2 separate regions of the Homo sapiens genome follow, and region 2 is linked to region 1. The links are chromatin loops, found by intact Hi-C in ENCODE. Cell type or tissue: GM12878. All regions are shown on one strand. Region 1 overlaps DDHD1 (DDHD domain containing 1). Region 2 overlaps LOC105370502 (a long non-coding RNA gene).

Region 1 (2,500 bases):
TAGCCAATCATCTATTGCCTGAGAGCACAGCGGGAGGGACAATGATCAGGATATAAACTCAGGCATTCAAGCCAGCAACAGCTACCCTCTTTGGGTCCCCTCCCTTTGTATGGGAGCTCTGTTTTCACTCTATTAAATCTTGCAACTGCACTCTTTTCTGGTCCGTGTTTGTTACGGCTCGAGCTGAGCTTTCATTCCCCATCCACCACTGCTGTTTGCCACCATCGCAGACCTGCCGCTGACTTCCATCCCTCCGGATCCGGCAGGGTGTCTGCTGTGCTCCTGATCCAGCGAGGCGCCCACTGCTCTTCCCGACTGGGCTAAAGGCTTGCCATTGTTCCTGCACAGCTAAGTGCCCGGGTTCATCCTAATTGAGCTGAACACTAGTCACTGGGTTCCAAGGTTCTCTTCCGTGACCCACGGCTTCTAATACAGCTATAACACTCACTGCATGGCCCAAGATTCCACTCCTTGGAATCCGTGAGGCCAAGAACCCCAGGTCAGAGAACGTGAGACTTGCCACAAGCTTGGAAGCAGCCCGCTGCCATCTTGGGAGCTCTGGGAGCAAGGACCCCTGGTAACAGTGCCATTGCACTCCAGCCTGGGTGACAGAGCAAGACTCTGTCTCAAAAAAACCAAAACCAAAAAACAAAAACAATTTAAAATTGCTTATTTCTGGAATTTTCCATTTAATATTTTTGGACTCTAGTTGACTGTGGCTAACTGAAACTGCAGAAAGCGAAACCACAGCTATAAAGCTGGATTACTGTAGTCTCCCGAGATGGCTTTGCCTTTCTCTTCAATTTCTTTCCTGTGTTCAATCAAATTTTGTTGCACTTCTTCCTTTTTCACTTCTTTTCATGTCAGAGTTTAGATTTCTGCTTCTAAGTTTGTGGTTTTTGTAGTATGTTCACAGATTTGTTTGAGAATATTTTATTTGGTTGGAGCACTGAGATGCCCTTTCCCTTTGCATTTGCTTTTTTGGGGAGAAGTTTTATCAACTGAAACACTTTCTTTCAAATTTTTATATTCCTCTTAAAGTAGCTTTGTGTAGCATTTGATTCATTTCTATTCTTGAGCATAGGGTTCTTGGGTTCTTAGTTTAAGAGCATTCACTTCTGCAGATTAGTAAAGAGGAGCGCCTATAATGGACGGTGTTACGGTGGAGTTGTTGGGTGGGGGTTGGGTTGCCGTGCCTTGTTTCTCTTTCATTTCTCTAGAAGCCTCAATTTTATCCCCACTTCCTTCCTTTCCTCTTGCTGCCATGCCTCCAAGAGGTGTCGTTCTTTTCTCTGTCTCTTCTAGGAGCAATGCTACTCTGAAGCTGCTGCTTGTGGCCCCTCTCACTTTCATACAGCTTCCTGTAGCTAGTTCTATAAATTACCAAGTCCTAGGCCTGTCTTTGTACCTGGCAACGCTGAGGACTTTTTCTGAGGGTGATGTTGCCTGTGGTTTATTTTAACCTCTGTTCCCTTCTCCTATTTTCTCAGTCTCTTAAGCCTTTCCTTACCCAGCTCTTCCCACTCACAGGTTTGTAGCAGCAACAGGAACCATTGTAATGTGCTATTTCCTTGTATAAAGGTAATTAAAAATTCATGGTATCATCTGTCTTGCGGTAGTGCTGAAAGTGTCAGTTATGTATGGTTTCTGTGTATATATATGTGTGTGTGCATGTGTGTGTGGAGTCCTTTTGTTCTTACAGCTTTTGGGGAGGACATGCGGAGAGATTTAGATTTGGACAGTTGCCATTATCTTCCAGACCCAGAAGCTCATCTCATTTAACAATAATCTTAAAAGGCTATCATTCTCCCAACTTTACAAATGAATAAGCTAAGTCTTAGTGAAACTAAATAATTTGCTTAAAGGCACATAGCTACTAGTAATGTGAGAACCAAGATTCCAACCAAAGTTTGAGTTCAAAGTTCATTCAAGCTCTTTCTACTACATAATACAACCTATACTCTCAAATACAAAATGCATTTTCAGCTCTCATTTAGTTCTCACCTCCCAAGCAGTAGAGGTTCTTTACTGGTGTTCAACCACAAATAGTCATGAAACCCTTAGCTTCCTGGAAAAAAATTGAACAAAACAAAACACACACCCATTTTTCCACCTGCATTCCCTATCACAGTGAATGGAAAGCTGACAGTATTTAGGTGGCTACCCAAGGCAGAAACCTGGGAGTCATCCAAGATGCTGCCTCCTCAAGTACTTCTTACAACTGGACACTAAATGCTGTTTATTCCATCTCCTAAATCACTCTCAAATTCATCCCTTGTTTATCAGGCCTACAGTCATTATTTGAGTTCACACTAATCATTTCTTGTTTTATTTCAGAAGCCTCCTACGTAAACTCAGTATCCCTAGTTTCAACTCTACAACACTCTCACCACCATTACCCAATGCCTACTCACAAGCAAGTGTATATGTAAGTACATGCACATACATTCAGATTCCCTTCATTTACTCTCTCCTCCTTAAAACCCAGAATGTGTTGTGC
Region 2 (2,500 bases), 72 kb after region 1:
GCAACCAGCTGGCATGTTTGAGCAGACCAATTATTAGGTAATTTTCCTAACTCTGCTTCTACAAGAGTTTCCATATCATTTACTGAATACCCATTGTGTCTTTTTCCCTCAATCACCCGGGAGGGAGGAACCATCTATTGTCTTGTTCTGAAGGGAGTTCCTCCTAGGTCTGGTTGGACCTTTGTAAGGTAATTAAGATCCCTGTTAGGAAACCTGCAGGGTTAAGGGAATTTTCAGTGGTTAATGTTAAATCATCTTTTTCTAACAGAATAGCCTTATACTTTAAGGTTCTTGAGTCAGTAAGCTACCTTTTTGCTTCTTTTTTTCTTTTCTTTTTTGACTTAGGATGGTTCTGACCTGATGAGGTGTGCTCACAATGAGGTTTCCTCCAAAAGTTGTTTTTCTACTTTCTTCTGTTAGCAAAGCTGTTGCCGCTACAGATTGAATGCATTTGGGCCATCTGCGGGTTACTGGGTTAAGGATTTTTGATTAGGAAGGCTATGGGTTGTCAGTGGCCTCAGTGCTTTCGGGCTACGCCCTTGTTTACACTGACAACAAAGTGGTATTGGAGTGTTATAGGGTCATGGAGAAGACCTTCAATTATCAATTATAGGTTTTAAATTTACCCTGGCTTTTAAAGGAATAGGGTACACTGTTTTCTCTTTACTACTTCTATCTCTCTCTTTCTTTCTTTCTTTGACTTTCTGTCTCTCCCTCTCTCTCTTTGACTCCCTCTTTGTCTCTCTGTCTCTTCCTCTGTCTCTGCCTCTCTCTCTCTTCGACTCCGTCTTTGTCTCTCTCTCTTCTTCTCTCTCTCTTCCTCTCTCTCTCTCTGCCTCTCTTTTTCTCTCTCTCTTTTCTCTGTCCTCTCTGCTGGTCTTTCCCTGCCTCTGCCAGCCGCTTATGCTGCTGTTCTCCCCTCTCCTTCGCCTTCCCCTATGAGAGCAACCGGCGGGAGTGGAGCTATTCTTTCTTCCCCTGAGAAGAAAGGAAAGGGGAGTTCTGAATATTTTTCTTACTACCAGAGGTTTGTGTGAGGTTCAACCCCCTCCATGGGGATTTCTCACCTCTTTTTGAGGTTAAACCCCCCCCATGGGGATTTCTCACCTCTTTTTGAGGTTCAACCCCCCGCATGGGGATTTCTTACCTCTTTTTGAGGTTCACTCTCAGCATGGGGATTTCTCACCACTTTCTGAGGTTCAACCCCTCCTCATGGGGATTTCTCACCTCTTTTTGAGATTCAGCACCCCCCAATGGGGATTTCTCACCTCTTTTTAACCTCCAAGACATCCTGACTAAGGAGTACTTCACCGCCCCCTGCAGCTTTCTTTCCCTAGTCCCGACTAAGGAATGCTTTACTGCCCCTGCGGTTTCTCTGTCCTTGGTATGTCCTAACCAATGAATGCTTTATCGCCCCCTGGCTTTTTCCTTAGTCCTGACCACCAAAGAAATACTTTACTGGCTCCTGTGGGCTTCTCCTTCCTTGGTCTGTGCACAGAGCCATCGCGGCAGTATGTGAGGATACTTTAAGCTAGGTTGCTGGCCAGTTTCTTTCCATGTTGCTGAGAGCTCAGGTTATTCCTCACACTGGGTAGGTCTTGATTTCTCACCCCTGAGGCTGCCACAAGGGGGTGGGGCACACCTCCTCACGAGAGAGAACCAGAGACCACCCCTGGAGGGGAATGTAATCACAGGCGAGCCCCCAAATTGTTATAAGTAAAGTTTTGGTGCTGCAAAACAAATAGCACTCAAGTATAAAATTTTCTTTTTAATTATCAGCAAGGCAAGTCACTTCTATAGAAGGGTGTGCCCTTACAGATGGAGCAATGGTGAGCACACACTTGGACAAGGGAGGGGAAGGGGTTCTTATCCCTGATGCACATGGCCTCTGCTGCTGTGGCATTCCCCTGTTGGCTAGGGTTAGACCACACAGGCTAAACTAATTCCAATTGGCTAATTTAAAGAGAGTGACGGGGTAAGTGGTTTGGCGGGGAAAAATGGTTATGACAGAGTAGGTAATTGGAATGAGTCAATGTGGAGCAGGTAATCGGAATGAGTCAGGGTGGAGCAGGTAATCGGAATGAGTCAGGGTGGAGCAGGTAATCGGAATGAGTCAGGGTGGAGCAGGTAATCGGAATGAGTCAGGGTGGAGCAGGTAATCGGAATGAGTCAGGGTGGAGCAGGTAATCGGAATGAGTCAGGGTGGAGCAGGTAATCGGAATGAGTCGGTGGAGCAGGTAATCGAAAGACATTGCTTTATGAAGAAGTTAAGTTTAAAAGTAGAAGGCAAATAATTGAACATACTAACATATTGATTCTTTGAAAAGAAATTTAGAACTCATATCTAACAAAGGGACAGAGAATATTAGGATCACTGTCACCACAGACATTATCATCATGAGGAGCATTTGAAACTGCCATTGTGAAAGTATGACAGTAAGAGAAATCTGACGTAGTTAACTCCATCTTGCTTCTCACCTTTGAGTCGTCCTTGATTGTT

What was found. Hi-C counts contacts between places; a loop is a spot of excess contacts. Peaks named below come from ENCODE experiments on the same cell type or tissue, not always from the same donor. Only the 100,000 strongest peaks of a DNase experiment are listed, where the experiment ranks them.
Region 2: a loop joins it to region 1, with 7 times the contacts of the local background. A loop is called at or near these places in 2 of 110 quality-filtered maps.

What each region holds. Positions count from the first base shown.
Region 1 is chr14:53,107,926-53,110,425 of GRCh38, forward strand. The region is part of intron 1 of DDHD1 (DDHD domain containing 1); the gene reads right to left. Among named protein-coding and RNA genes, the nearest start is that of DDHD1, 44 kb to the right of the region's middle. RefSeq lists an enhancer at 1,091-1,390. In GM12878, no CTCF peak of the experiment used is centred here; a DNase peak (open chromatin) is centred at 1,286; H3K4me3 peaks cover 2,304 bases; H3K27ac peaks cover 2,500 bases.
Region 2 is chr14:53,179,676-53,182,175 of GRCh38, forward strand. All of the region lies in intron 3 of LOC105370502 (a long non-coding RNA gene), which reads left to right. Among named protein-coding and RNA genes, the nearest start is that of DDHD1-DT, 28 kb to the left of the region's middle. RefSeq lists an enhancer at 927-1,506. In GM12878, a CTCF peak has its summit at 1,343 (motif pointing left); a DNase peak (open chromatin) is centred at 1,206; H3K27ac peaks cover 972 bases.